2 separate regions of the Mus musculus genome follow, and region 1 is linked to region 2. A link is a loop called in an ENCODE intact Hi-C map of the cell type or tissue named here. Cell type or tissue: gastrocnemius. All regions are shown on one strand.

Region 1 (8,000 bases), 600 kb after region 2:
AGTATCTGTGAGGCTTGGTAACAGTCAACCATGTGTCCATCCTGCCACCTGCCCACCCATATCACTTATAGTCTGCTTATATCCCTCAGCCATAGCTTCTGGGCCCGCAGAAGTGCCCAGAAGCTGAAGGTTGGAGAGCTAGCAAATGGCACTGTCCCGCTGTTTACCTGGAGCAGGCTGGCTGTGTGGAGCCTGGGAAGGCGGCTTGGGTGCAAGGGATGCGGTGTGATTCACCCCATTCTCTGCTGGCGTTGTCCTGGTTTCGCTTGGAGCCTCGGAAGATGTTTCTCCAGGGTCAGCCTAAGATCATAAACATCTTTTTAACTTTCTGCTTCATACTGCTTTTATTTTCTTCCTGTAACAGTAAGGCTACACATTATGGCATTTTCAAAATTCCTCTGGAGTCTGAAATACCAAATTTGAAACTGTCAAGAAAGCAAGATTAACTCAGCATAGTGTGAAATCAAGAAGTGTCAGGTTAATTGCACAATGTGCTCTGTTTCCACTCCAACTTTCTCATGCTCCTGAATAAAGCCTTCCCACACTGCCTCTGGATCTCCCTAGATGCTTCCATCAAATGAGAGAACAGCAACGTTTAATGCAAACAAAGGACCATAGAGAGTCTGTCCAGCCTTTACAGATTTCTGCTATAGTGGTAGACAAGGAGAGGCTCTGTGGAAGGACTGCTAAGCCCGATGTCCTGGGATAGACACCCCTAGCTGAATACACATGTGAGTGAAACAGCTAAACTGATCTCAGCTTGGTTCAGAGTAGCAGAGACAGGCTTCTGAATAAATAACACAGAAGGAAATGCTAGTTTGATTCATGCCACCAGCTTCCATGTCACAGCAAAAACCAAAGTGATGGGTACGAGTGCAGACTTTGGAACCAGGTGTCCTTGGATTCAAATTCAGTCCATTTAGCAAGTCACTTACTTCTCTGTGCCGTGTCTCCATCTTTATCCTTGAGGGTATACATGAGTTAGGGATCATAAGATTGCCTACCTTATGAGGTTTCTTCCAGGATCAAAACAGTTAATGTTTGGTAAGTATCTAGAACACTTTCTGGTTCAAGCTAAATAAGTAAATGCACGAAACAGTTATGATGGTATGCCATTACCAATGGACAAAATGAAATGTGCCAAGACTTGTGAGCCTGTTATCCTGTCCACTCCATCAGCTATACCCTATTGAAGGTAAGCATTCAGTAAGTGTCTGTAGCATCAATGCCGGTCCTATAAAATAATTGCCTCTATAATGGTATAGTCCTCCAACAGTGCTTCCCCACACTCCAAGTGCCTGACAGCTGGTTTAGACTTGCTTTCCATGTCCACAGCAAGTTTTTCTGGTGACGACTTTATCCCAGCATCTTTCTGTGTAATGCATTTATAAGTTATTATCAGGGATATTTTCTTCCATGGGTCACCTGGACGTCAACCCTGTGACATTTTGGCATGTAATTACAAAGAGCACACTGGAAATTTTACCAAAGGAAGGCAGAAGTATAAACAGCATCACTGACTCATGTTCTCATTCCCTCCTAAACTTGCTACTTTTCATCCTTGAAACAAAGCCTTACTGTACAGCTATCGATGACCTTGAACTCATGATATTCCTGTAGCCTCAGAGGTGGCATTGGATCAGTTCGTTCCCCAAAGCTTAAGTCAACAAATAGCACTGCTGATTGTCCAGGTTTCTTCAGTGTACCTTCTCTCACTGGGATGGAGCAGGAGAAGATAAGTGTTGGTACTGGGCTGGACATCAAAACGGGAGCCTAGCCATAGAATCTAGAAGCATTAGATTTTGCTATTGGGAAATTATATCTTTTGACAGATGGATAACAATGATTGGTAAGCTCTGGTATGGTCACATTAAGTTAGATTCCATTAGGAATAATCTCCCTAGAGTCATATGCCAAGAGGAATGATGACATATTCTTTGTTCAACCAGACATCGCAAATGAGAGTCTCCTGGCTCAAGTGCTGCCTATGGGTGGTACCTATGGTGCTATGTGGGTTTTTTGTTTGTTTGTTTGTTTTCTGCATTGGTTTCCTATATTGCCAGATTTTTCCATGCAGGACATGTCATACACAGAGAAGGTTTTTCTTGAAAGACAAAAAAAAAAAAAAAAAAAAATCAGAGTTAACGAACTGGACCTATAAAGTGGTGACAAGGAGAAGAGAAGCCATACCCAAACCCAGAGGAAGCTGTTATAAGTGGGACAGGCATGGTTCAATTACCACCTATACCCACGAGGTGTTGAAATAAGATGAAAAATTAAATATTTCTGGGAACTTACACATTTTCAAATGACCTAAAGGCTAAAGTGCACCTCCAGGCTGCACTGGACCCAGAACAGCCTTGTCTGCGTGCCCTGACTCGAGGAACAGAGTTTGCCTGGAATCCCCAAGCCAGAATGCTAAAGGGATGTTGTGTCTGGAAATGACCTAGGCCAGGAGCCAACAAATGTGCAGCTCTCGCTTCCTCCACCCTGCCAGACATGCGTCAGGAGAAGAGGGCAAGGAAGGCACTGATTAACAAGATTTTTGAGTAGTCAAATTTCCCAGGGGCCTCTGAGGATTTTTTTTTCTGGGGATAAATGTGATACAGTACTGAGCATCTATGATGGCAAACAACAAAAGACTGATGTCTGACAGTTTTGCCAAGGGATATGTAGAAAAGCCCCAGTTTCCCCATTGGGGAAACTGATAACAGGAGAGGCTGGGATTCTGTGGGCTGGATGGTGCTTTGTCTTGGCTTCATCTCTGCCCAGCCAGGTGGGCTGCCCTTTTGGCACCATGGCTGAGTAATCAAAGATGATATTGAAAGTCAGCACTAAACTCTATTAAAAGTAAGCCAGAGGTCAGATAGGAGACTTGAGAACTTATGATAGTTTAAGGTCTGAATAGTTTTAATAGCAGGCATTCTGTGTTCTATGACAGTGGCAGCTTAGGTGAACATTAATACAACAGTAAGCTATGGCTAAGATAGTGTCACACAGAAAGATGAGGGAATTACCAAAGAACTCACCCTGTTGCACTAGAATGACATGCAAATAATAAAATATAAAATAAATAATACGGTTAAATACCTTCAGTTGTGAAATACTAAACTTAACTTTTTGAAATAATTGAGAAACTCAAGTCCTTCCCATCACATAGATGTGTGAGCTTTAATGCAAAACACAAATTTTCTGTGTCCAGCTCAAAGGAATCAATACTTTTACTATGTTTCTCTCCAGGCCTCTCTATGACAGTTACTTTCATGTGTTTCAACAAAACAAGGAGAAATCCTTCCCCAAAGTGCTAGAAATTATGAAATAAATAAAGGCACCAAAGATATGTTTTTTATAAACTTAATTGGAAGGCCACTGGGATCCAATTAACATGAATTTCAATTAAGGAAGGGTCATATGGTGGAACTTCAGTTGCTCTTACTAGATTTTTGCTTGTAACCTCTGCCACCTAGTGGGCATATGGAATTACTACAGTATATTTTTCTTTAAAATAAGGCCAAAAATGGCTTTTAAAATTGATTTCATATTTAAAAATTAAATCTTTCTTTCCAAGAGTTAAGGTAAACACAATCTCTTTGAAATTATACCACATGTAAATCAGTAAACCTCCGTTCTTATAAGTTTTGTAGAAGGTACGGTGTACAAATAAATGAAAAACACTTGTGACCTGGACACAGAAATTTTGGCTTTAATAAACAAAACAAGCGGCTGAGAATACATAGCTTTAAAAAAAATCTGTGGGATGTTTAACATGAAAGTAAAATATCTTTCAACTATGAGATGTTACTGGGGTTAGTAGAGGAGATGTTACTGAGGTCACTAGAGGATACTGGTTATTCCTGATTCCTGGGCTGGTAAGACAGCTCAGTGGGTAAAGGTAAGGCCAACAAGCTTGCTACCTATATTTGAGCCCAGGGCCCCACATGGTGGAAGGAGGGAACAAATATCAGCGCTTTCCTCGGAACCTACATACCTGTTCTGAGGCACAATCATGTATGCACACCTCACAACACACACACACACACACACACACACACACACACACACACACACACACACACACTAAGTAAATAAACAGATGTAAAATTCATTAAAACACACTGTCCCTTTCATGTGGTTTTAGGATGACAGCATGTTGCCTTGGACCCTGGTGGGTAGGGGAAAGGCTCGCCACTTTCCCAGAACACCATGAAGGAGATTTATAATTTCAGGGTGTGCCATCCAGTCTCCTGAGGATGGATGTGGGCAGTGTTTATGGCCTTGTTAGAGGCAGCATTTTGGTTGAAGCAGCTTTTCAGGATGTATAGTTAAGTTGTACCTAAACTTTCCACTAGCTGAATGAACCGAGCTATTGTACCTGTCCCATCCCTAAGAAATTCAGGCTCAGTCCTGAAAAACACACATCTTGGTTGGTCTTCTCCAAGTGCGTGGGAGGGAAGCACACCGGCATTTGCAGCCCACTTTGAAATGCATTGAAAAATAAAAATAGATAAGTGGACAGAGGAATTTATATGTTATCAAGCGAAGAATGCCACTTAATTGTGGACTGAGATAAGAGTATCAGTTTTAAGATTCTTTCAAGTTCAAGTTGTACTTGAAGAGTCTGGCAGCACAAGTGATGGGCAAAGGCTTTACGTCGTGAGCAAGTTTGTCTCCTGTCTTTAGTTTTTGGCTTAAAAAAACAGGGGTTATTCATTTACTTATCTCCCATATGTGCTTATGTGCACTACATATATGCCCTTAGAGGGGAGACGAGAGCGTTAGGTCATTTGGAATTATAGTCATGGATAGATTTAAGTCCCCATATGGGTGCTAGATACTGAACCTGGGTCCTCTGCAAGAGCAGCATGGATTTTAACCATGGAGCTCATCTCCTGCCTCATTTTTCAAATGTCTTAATGAACACCTGATACGTAAATTTAGTTTGATATCTTTTGCAATCAATGTCTGGCAAGCTCTTTCAGTAGTAACTAGATTGGAATCCAAAGGGCTCTTCTCTCATGAAGGCTGCACCCCAATTTAGACAAAGCTATCATTCCCACCACATATTGACCTAGGAGTGACCACTGCAAGTTTAATGTGTGAACTTTTATTAACTGACATCACTTTCTGGTTCAGAAGTGAGGAAGACAAAGTATGATTTTTCTCAGGGGCTGTGTATGTACATATATATCCATACTCATGCATATGTACATGTGATTTGATAATACATATAACGCGCGCGTGCACGCGCGCGCGCGCACACACACACACACACACACACACACACACACACACACACACACACATTCCAGCATAGTATCTGAGGTATAGCATTAAAATAACATTTATTCAAAAAATGAATGGATGGACGAATATGTTCACCTACAGTTTCCTGCTGGTATATAAGTAGTAGGTACACTTCATTGGCAAAGTCCTGAAACTATAGTATATGCTCAACCTTATGCTGAAATCAGAAAAAAAAAAGCATTTGAATGAATCCGTAATGAGTAAATTCGTGAATGGAATGAATGAAACTGCTTCTCTTTCTACAGTTGACTCGTTACCACAACTGGGGGATTAGAAAGCTATTAAATAAGAGTGCACATGACCCTGCTGACTACTTTATACACATGTCAGTGTCTATGTGAAAAAAATCACAAAGGCCACAGGCATTAAAGACTCTGAAATGTGTGCGAATTTTGGACCATCACCAATATCACTTCAGATCCTTAGAAATCTAAATGCCAGGGTTTCCTCCAAACCATCTGCATCAGATGGGAACCACGCATGGGTGGTAGAAGAACACACCCAGATGATTCTGAAACATGGTAAATACTGAGAGCCCTGCTACTCCAAACCAAGAAGGTTGTTGTAATGCAGAATTTTATGCCCTGTCCAAGATTTAATGAATTGGCATTATATCATGATCTGTGGGTGATTTTTAATGCAATAGAGCAGGGGGAAAGCCTTCCTTAACTGAGAGTCACACTTTTGTACTTCGTCTGCCATCAGGTGTGGCGTGGGCAATGATTCCAGTGTTTTAGAAGGACTTTAGAACACACAGTCCTGAGTTGCAACCCACTGAAAAGTGTCAGCACACACATAGAGATTTGTGAAAGCAGCTGGAGCAAACCAGTGGTTGATTTGCTGAAGTTCCAGTGGCTCTCGGGGTTTCTTGTGAGGTCTAACTTTTAATTAATTAGATCGCTCCACAATTACAAGCAATTGTTTCCTCCTCTAAAAATGGTGGCTACTCTGATTGCCTTAGGGCAGTCAAAGAAAGTGGCATGTCAAAGCTAAGTAGCCGAGGGATGAAAAGGAAACTGTCATTTTTTTTTCTTTTTTACAGAAACAATCTTATTGACTCTGAGAATTTCTCACAATGTGTCTTGTTCATATTTTTCCCCTCCTTCAACTGCTCCCATTATATCTCCCTTTCCTCACCCAACTTCATTTCTTCATGTCTTTAAAATTCAGGAAGTCCAATATGTGATGCCCATATACTCTTGGGAGTGGCACCATCTAAAGGAGTTTGGAGATTTCACCAGGGCCAAACCCTTAGAGACAACTGACTCTCCATCCCTTGGCAGCTATCAATTGTCCATAGCTCCTCTGAGGAAGGAGCCTTACCCCACTGCTTTATGCTGTGGTTTTGTCTGCCCTGAGCCTGTGGAGGTCTTGTTCCTTCTGTCACAACATCCAGATGTGCTCATCTGCACAGACACGCTGCTGTCCGGGAGAATAGGAAGAACCCCTCCTTGCTAACAAGTCTCCAGAACGCTGCAGATTTGTCACGTGGTGGTGTGGTGTAGATGTGTTTTACGCATAGTATGCTCCACAGGCCAGGAGATTCTGTCAGTATGAGTATCAGGCCCACACCCAGACCCACTGAATCAGGCTCAGCATGTCACCATCCTATCCTGATCGACCTAAAACTTGGAGACATTCTGGTATACACGAGGAGTTGAGAGATCACATCCCAACTCCTTTGTTTACAAGTTGTGTAACTCTGGGCAAGAAATCTAGCACTTGAGTACCTACATCTCCTTATCTGCTAAAAGAAATGATGGATACCTTAAGAAATACATGAAAGAGGGAGGGGCTGGCAGCTCCTGCCTGCAATCTTAGCTACTTAGGGACCGAGGCAGGGGGATCACAAGTTCATAAGCCATCCAGGCTACACTGTGAATTCAAGGCCATCCGTAAACAATTGATAGCTTGGGATATATTTCAATGGGAAAATATTTGTCCAACCAACCAAAAACCAACTAACAAACCAAAATGACAAATACGTTAATATAACTACCAGGTACATGGAAAGCAGCAGTGTTTATTACATGTACTTTCTCCCTGGTCCTCTGATATGCTGCTAGATCACTGTAGACACACACACACAAATTAAAAACAAGAAGTACCCCCCCCCAACTGTCAGATCCTAACTTCTTGACATATGGTCTTGGGCCAATGTCTAATATGGATGATTAGAGCCTAACCTGTAATGGCTCCTAGTACCTCATCCAAAATAGCCGCTGGGGAGGACACGAACCCACTTCTTCCCTGGGGTGTGGTCCCCTTTCTCTCAGGGAATTTGCCTGCTGTGTTTTTAATCTATAATATACATTACTTATTAGAAGATTTCTATCAGGCGCAGCTGGTAAAGGCATTTGTCACAACACCTAAAAACCTCAGTTTAAACCCTGAAACTCCACATTGTGGAAAGAGAAATGATCCCTGTCGCAGACCCTCTGGGCCCCTTTGTCTGCGTGAAATGGGTCTCAAGTCTCGGGTGGGCAAAGCGTAGGATGAATTGACAGACAGATGCACACAGGAGAGGTTGTGTTGGATCTGAATGTAATGTCAAGTTGAGCATCAGACTTTTTATACAGAAGACAATAAAGAAGTTGGGTTACATACCCACAAGGTACAAATGAGGTAACCGGATGCTTAATGACTCATACACAGAACAGAGGAATGAAAACGCAAAGACTGGCAGGAACTGGGCA
Region 2 (8,000 bases):
ACCTTGTTTCTCCTTACCTTCACGAAGTTCAGTCCATCATCGGGAAACTGTACCATTGCCTGTGCCCTTGCTATGCCTTGGACTCTTCTATCTCCTCCCTCTTTACTCTCTAACCACCAGGGCTGCTTCTGACCAGTTAAAAGCCCACTCTCACTGTTTTCCACACTTTTGCCTTTACTTTCCTCTAGGTGAGAGGCCACAAAGGGCCCGCCACAGTCTTCTATGATACCCTCTCCCCACTTAGTTTTATGTGAAACAGGTCATGTTACACCCTCATTTTTAATTTCTCATAGAAACTTCTCAATTACCTCATTTCCACCTGACACATATCACCTTGCTTCACCCTTCAATCATCCCATCTGCTCCACTCACGCCATCTCTGCTCTTACTGCGGTCCTGTGGTATGAAATGTTATTCTCTGTTTCTCTGCATAGTGAGTCCCTCTCTTCCTTATTCCAGTCGCCCTGTTCTCTCCTGGTCTCCACTTTAGCACTCATTTTTATTGTCATAATAGTTCGAGCCACAATTGAATTATAGGCTTCCTTGACTCTTTTACTCCGTGTTTCCCATCTGTTCTCCTGAACTGTAGGAGACCCGTAGAAGCTAACAAAAGGCAAAATGAAAGTGCATCCTAAGCTGGGCCTGACAAGTTCTAGGAACCCAATGACAACTTTCCTTGGCTGAATGGCTGGACTTTTTCATCCTTTTGCTAGGCGGATGCTTTTCTTGCCAGCTGGACCAGCTCTGTACCGAGGCTTCACCTGACACATCCAGAAGGCAGTTTCCTAATGATGCCAGCAGGGTAACCTTTGGCCCTGCGATACTGCGTCTCTCCTTGTCAGCTCTACTACTATAAACGGTGATATTTAAAAGTACCTGCCCAATTGGGTAGTGACCCTTAGAGGGTACAATTAATGAGTAATTTATAGGTCCTCTGAAACTTAATATTGTGAGAGTGTCAAATTCTGGTCCCACAGCAGAGAATTTTGTCCTATATAATTAAGAGAAAAACACAATACCTGGTTCTCTTGTTGTCACAGCCCCAAATTTCCCACAATAACTGCCACCCCTTAAAAACCATTTAAGAATGGGAATACAATGCCTCAGACCTTCTTGACGCTGTTTGCAACCGCTTCCTTGTGACTGTAGTCATCGGCAGAAAGTTCATTTCCAAATTTGTATTCAGGGTGGGCTTCTTCCTCTTGATCAGCTGCTTAACAGATAGAAAGAAAATTCATGAGGCTAAATAAGACCCTGCCCATAACCTTAAGAGAACTCGAGAGAAGGTTCATATGACCTACGCACATAACCAGGACCGGGAGACCACGCACCACCTCTACAGTGTCTGTTTCATACACAGTTGATTATCTTGAATTTGAAAGTCAAAAAACCAGAGTGTTCCAAAATCCTAAGCTGTGTGATCATTGTGGTAACAAACAAGGAGTTTCAGATTTCACGGTATTTTGGATATCACATTTTTGTATTAGGGATACTCAATTGGTAATCTATGAAATAGCTAGGAATCAGAAAATGTGAGCTTGGGGGTAAGAGCAGTCACCCAGAAGCCTGGTTTTCCAGGGCTCAGCAGGGTGGGCCACAGATTATGAAATTAAAAAAATTAAATGTAGAAAAATCTTGAGATCAGAACTACTTCTCCGGCCAAGTATTTTGGATAATGGGTACCTGCATAAGTAGTCTAACCTGATTATTTAGGCGTAAACCGTATATTCCTGGTAGATACTTAGTAACTAGGACTTATACAGAGTATCTGAATATATGTTAGCATTTCCTGAGCACACACAAGTCCATAGAGCACTCACAGTTATATTTAACTTTGCTACTAAATGCCGGATGCCTCACACTGTCTTATAACTAAGGGATTGTGTACAAACTACCGGATATCTTTAAGCTTCAGGGGCACTGGAGAATGAGAGCGCTTATTTTCTTAATATATATATATATATATATATATTATTCTTAAATATTTTGTATTTTTTTTAAATCTGAAAAATCTAATGGTTACATATTATACATCCAAAGATAGCTGAACTGATATCTGATCTGCCACTCACTGCGTCGATGAACAAAATAGAGATGAAGTGTTCATAGTTCTTAAATAACGTAACAGCTCCTACTTCCTGCATCTAGGGCCCGGGTTCTTGGATGGTATAACTTAGCAAATGTTGTGAGATGCTGAAATTACACAGAGGCCACAGGGGATGCTCTGCTACAATGACCCAGCTGAGCTCCACAGATGGTTAAACTAGAGAGCAATCTTGTCTAAATTGTCTACAAATCTTAAAAAGATGCCGACTCCAGATGTCCACCTGCTAGCAACTGTATTAAAAAAAAACTCAAGAACTAGCCAAATAAACCCCAGTTGCTCACAAAATCCTGAGAGGTAATTATAAATCACCACAGATTTCTGCCTCCAAATGTGGATGGTGCATTATGTAATAAGGCACAAACATTATAGGAACTAACTGAATAATACCAGAGATCTTTGGTCATTTAGATCCCACTAGGCACAGAGAAACACAAGGAAGCCAAACGCTATGGTTTTTTCTCTGAGATTGAAGTTAAACCCTATGGAAACTTGGCTTGTTTCTTAATGGAATCTCTCCCACAGTGAGGGTCTTCAATAAGAGACAGTGAGTAAAATTAGGTAACTCTCATAGCTTTTGGGTTTCACCTATGTACCTAGTCTAAAATCAGACATAGTCCATATGTGTGAGTAATAAGAAAATTTCTACAAGTAATTAGTCTTAAGTCAGTCTGTGCACCATGGTTCCATAAAGCAATGCAAGTTCCAATCACCTGGCCAGGTAATTCTCAGGATACATGGCCAGGAGATCACGATCTGAAAACATCCCCAAACTTTCAAATGGCCCACTTGTGACTATTATTACTAAGTAGTATATTATTATTTTTCAGTGCAGAGAACCGAACCGAGGGCTTTGCTCAGACTAGGCAAATATGCTATCGCGTTACAACCCCAGCACCAATTTTAAACAGCACATCATGGCTGGCTATATTGAGAGGCTAAATAGGTGATGGTCAATATTCATATTTTCAGTAAGGCTTCCAGGGACCCTGGTTGAGAAGGCCTCATGCAGGTTAAACCTGTGCTATATCACTGAGCTACACCCAGGCTTAACAAAATTGCAATATAGGCTTTGACTCTCAAGTTCACTTTATGAGCATCAGTCAATCACTTCACTCGCTTCTCTTATCACATGTCTTATTACTATCAGTAACAAAACTGACATTCATGTTTTTCTTTACAAAACATAAAGGATTATAGAGTGGACCTTTCAAAAATTCTCTTCAACTCCTGCCTAATACAGCAAGTGATTAAAGGCCGAGTCTCTGACTGGAAATCTTTTCTGAAGGGCTCAGTTCACAATGGGAAGGGAGACAGCTAAGCCACTAACATCCAGTGCTCAGATAAAATGGAAATAACAGTATCTATAAAAATGCCATTCCCTCAAAAGATGAAGTACTCCTAAATATTTAGCAAGATAAAGTCATTGCTAGTCAAAGGAGTTTGTTAAGAGAGATTAATGTTTTTCTTATTTCCAATATAACCCTTTTAAAAACTTGTACCTTAAAATGACATCTCATAACTCTTTGTGTGTGCAGAAGTGTGTATGTGTGTGTGTGTGTGTGTGTGTGTGTGTAGGAGTGTGTATGTGTTCAGGAATGTGTGTGTGTATGAGTGTGTGTGCGGGGAGTGTGAGTGTGTGTACGTGTCTGTGCAGGAGTGTGTGTGTGTGTGTGTGTGTATGAGTGTGTGTGCGGGGAGTGAGTGAGTGTGTGTGTGTGTGTGTGTGTGTGTGTGTGTGTGTGTGTGATGTCTGTGGCATACGTTTATGTGTGCCAATGAGAGTATGTGAAAGACAGTGAGTATATGTCCACAGTGCACACATGGAGATCAGAGGACAACCTTGGTTGTCAGGCATCACCTCCCATCTTGTTTTGAGGCTGGCTCTCATGGTGGTTTCTAGTGCTTTTGCCAAACTAGCTGGCTCATGGACTTAAAGAAATTCTTCTATCTCCTCCTCCCATCTTCACGGGCATTGCAGGTGTTCGTGTTAAGCATGTGGATTCTGGGTATTCAGATTATAATCTGCACGCCTGCACGGCGAGCATTTTACCCATGCAGCCTTCTTCCCCGGCCCCACAACTCACCACTTTCTATTTCCTCTTCATTGTCGTCTTCCAAGATGCTAGCTGGGGCGGCTGACTCTCCAGCTTCCATCATGCTTTTCAAAGCTTCAAGCTGTTCTGTAAGTATCATCACACACGGAGATGAGAACAGATGCTAGATCGCTTAGGAAGTGTGAGAAACTCTCTGTCTTCCCCTTCCGTCTTTAGGGGCATCACGGGTGTTCAGGTTAAGCGTGTGGATTCTCGTTGATCAGACTCAGATCCTCACGCATGCACGGTGAGCGTTTAACCCTGGAGCCGCTTCCCCGGCCTTACAACACTGAGATGTTTCCAATGTGAGCGTAAATTAATTTATCTTTTATGAACAAAACCGTGGCAATGTATGTAGCAGTACAAACCCTTTTTCCTTCTGTATTTTTTGCACGTAAACACATGGAGGGTTTCCACTGAATGGACCAGTTGTAAGAACTAAGGATTAATGGGAATGTAGTGGAATAACGCTGGAAGATAAATGTACTATCTGCATTCCACCATTCCTTTCCCAAATCTGTTCTAAATCAGATTTCATCTAGACAGCCGAACTGCTCAAAAGCCACATGTGCAACTGACTTACTCTTTTCAACTTCAGGCTTCAGCCTCTTATTCTTGATGAGTATTTTTCTTTTGAGGTCATTAGGAGACGGCAAGGGCCTTCCTGGTTCAAGCTAGAGATATATAGAAAGAGCTCAGTTAGGTAGGGACTTCATGCTCGATTCCGGAGCGGAAGAGCCCCAGGGGCCGGGAGTCATACCAGCCAGCATCCACTAGATGGCAGTGTGCACAGCTCTGCTTCTGCCCAATGCTCATTAGCTCACTGAATTCAACTTTAATTTAAACAATGCTGTAAAGCTGGAGCACCCCCAGTCTTCTGGGGTATACAGATGGATCCAAGCTCCCTAGTAGAGTAGGGTCTGACCTGAGAGGGGCTGGGGGTGGCAGTCCTGCTGTATGGTGGGCTTTTCACATCTCAGGTCCATCATAAAGCACTTGAATGGCCTCAGATCGCCCCTGCGTCTGCAGCAGGTCACAGACTAAGCCTCTCTTCTCACCAGACTGACGTGGGATTTTTATGGGTTCTCTAAACATGGGAGAGTTTTGAATGGCTAGAATCTGAACTTCGCTGTGGTGTCATGTTTGTACTTTACAGGAAGTTAAGTCTGTTTAGGTCATTTTCTGTGATCAGTGGGACTGGCCTCTGTCTACCTATTCACTCCCCATCCACCCAGCTATTAGCCACACGCTCTTACCTATGCATCTTTCCACACAACCATTTATCTCACAACTCATTACTTTACCCTATGTTTCAGAAGCAAGTCTATGCATTGACTTCTTAGGACTTTTAACTGACGGCTGCCTGCTGCAGGCTGCCTGGTGGCACTGGTCCCTTCCCTGGGAATGTGTACGTCCCTTCACAAAAAAAAAAAAATCACACTTACAAGGGGAAACAAAATAGTCATAGGAGGCAGAGGGACGGAGGGAACTGGGTGGGAGAGAGGGATGGGTGGTTAGGATCAGGTGTAGTGAGAGATAGGAGAGAGGCCAGAGAATAAATGGAAATGGGATGTCTAGGAAGTCCTAGAGACCTGGGATAGTAGTCAATGCTGGTGACCTTAGCTGAGATGCCTAACAGTGGGGATATGGAACCTGAAGAGGCCTGGAGGACCCCCCAGTGGAGGGATAAGGACACCAACTAATCCAGAAAACTTTTGACCCAAAATTTGTCCTGTCTAAAAGAAATGCAAGGATGGAGCAGAAACCAAAGGAAAGGCCAACCAATAACTGGCTCAACTTAAAACCCATCCTATGGGCAAGAACCAGCTCCTGACACTATTAATGACACTCTGTTATCCTTGTAGACAGGAGTCTAGCATAATTGTCCTCTGGGAGGCTTTACCCAGCTGAAAGAGATGCAGATACCAACAGCCAAGCATTACACAAAGGTCAGGGACACTTATGGGAGAGTTGGGGTTAAGGACTGAAGGCCCTGAAGGGGATGCAAACCCTACAGAGTCAGCAAACCTGGCCCCCTGTGAGCTCTCAGAGTCTGAGCCACCAACCAAAGAACATTCAGTCTTCATGGCTGCCTGGTCTGGCCTCAGTGGCAGATGATGTGTCTAATCTGGCAGAGACTTCCAGGGTTGGGGGGTACCCAGCGGGTCCCACCTTCTCAGAGGAGAAGGGAAGGGACTCTGTGAGGGAGGGACCTGGGGGATGAGCAGCATTTGGGATGCACATTAATTATTTAGTTAATTAAGACAAACACAATGGCCTTTGCAAATATCAAGTCTCCTCTCTTACCCAAGAGAACAGAAGGCTAAGGAAACCACAGCAATAAAATAAATCAAGGATGCTTCTTTGGACAGAATCCCTCAGAGTCATCTTCCTAGACAAGAACTAACACATCACAAGTTTAAGCCGGTTCCTGCACAGGTCAACAGAGAGGTGGAGAAGCAAGAGAAAGGAGGAGACGGCCAGTGAAGGATGTAATTCAGATGTTATCACTGGGGCACCCCAGGGTGGCAAACAGGGAATCTAGCTGGGGATCCCAAGGGTCAGAAGAGAACAGGTGCTCAGAAATAGCCCTTAGGAACACCGAGTGAGGGGATTTGTGGGGGAGTTCATTCTCAGACCCCGTCCGGCCTGTCTCTCATGTGATCGGAGCCTGACCACTGACTAGAGGTCATATTCCACAGAGAGCCATAGGCACTGGCAGCCAACAGTCAGGCCAAGTGTGGAGGAAAGAGGGAGTGCGGGGAGTGCAGCTGCCCCAGTGCTTCAGCAGGCAGCAGAGAGCAAAGGATGCAGCCTGGCCTCCATGCGCTTTCTGCTGCCACACACACCTTTGGGAAAAATCCACGGTTAGAGCAGCCAAGTCATTCACGTAGCAAACACCCTCTTGTCATGCATGGACTTTCCTGCCCCTCTCCTTTTGTCGAATGCTACCATAGTCACAGGAAGGCTGAACAGCCTAATAGAGCACTTTAATTTTAGCAAGCCTTGCTTCTCGTAACACCTTGCCACAGTGCATCTCATCCTCTTGGATGTTAGGGATCCTGACAGAAATCCAAGGAATTCTCTGGAACGCTTACAAATGCATTCAGACTCCATAAAGCCCTCCTATGGACCACGGACTTTAATAACAAGTGCTTAATGAACAACCTGGCAGGTATATAATGAAGTTCAAAAACGGTCATGTGACTTTGCCTGAGTATTTACTTTGGAGTTGGGAACTTGACCTCTGTGTCTTAGGACATCAGTCTGGAGCTTTTCCCACAGCGACGGGCTCCCATGAGTGTTGAACCCTGGGCACACATTTGTTCACCTGGAGGACTTAAATCATGCACCTGCTTATGACCCTGGGTCAATCAGAACCGAACCGGTGTAGGTGGGGCCCTAGTGCAGGTGCTTTTACGGGTATCTGAAGTGACTCAGAATGCAATGGACACTGGGACGCACGGAGGGGCCTGGACTCTTGGCTTGGAAGCTTTATGAAACATAAAACACGAGGTCCTGAGAGCAGCCGGATTAAACCAAGTCAGATGTTTACTTTGTGTTCCTCTCTACATCCCTCTGAAGCACGATAAAAGCTTTTTGTACCAGAGAATCTAAATAAATATGAAAATCCTTAGTATTCAGCCTCCAGTGCTACTTGACCCCTGAAAAACACATTTCAAAACAAATCCATTCATGCTGGAACTCTGGTTTGCTAAAAATACGTACTGGATGCGACTCAAGTGCTTGTTTCAACAGGAGATCCCCAAATAGATCTTCACAATACTTGGACATCTTGT

The links. Hi-C counts contacts between places; a loop is a spot of excess contacts. Peaks named below come from ENCODE experiments on the same cell type or tissue, not always from the same donor. Only the 100,000 strongest peaks of a DNase experiment are listed, where the experiment ranks them.
Region 1: it touches region 2 in a loop (3-fold over the local background); 20 of 42 quality-filtered maps call a loop at or near these places.

What each region holds. Positions count from the first base shown.
Region 1 is chr2:135,351,954-135,359,953 of GRCm38, reverse strand. Plcb1 (phospholipase C, beta 1) reads right to left here. Exons shown (of 32, transcript NM_001145830.1): 24 at 168-300. Among named protein-coding and RNA genes, the nearest start is that of 4930545L23Rik, 140 kb to the right of the region's middle. In gastrocnemius, a CTCF peak has its summit at 3,485 (motif pointing left); a DNase peak (open chromatin) is centred at 2,470.
Region 2 is chr2:135,954,929-135,962,928 of GRCm38, reverse strand. Plcb4 (phospholipase C, beta 4) reads right to left here. Exons shown (of 39, transcript NM_001355153.1): 17 at 7,930-8,000; 18 at 4,784-4,874; 19 at 4,192-4,287; 20 at 1,110-1,210. Among named protein-coding and RNA genes, the nearest start is that of Lamp5, 99 kb to the left of the region's middle. In gastrocnemius, a CTCF peak has its summit at 4,976 (motif pointing right); DNase peaks (open chromatin) are centred at 4,983 and 6,941; H3K27ac peaks cover 1,983 bases.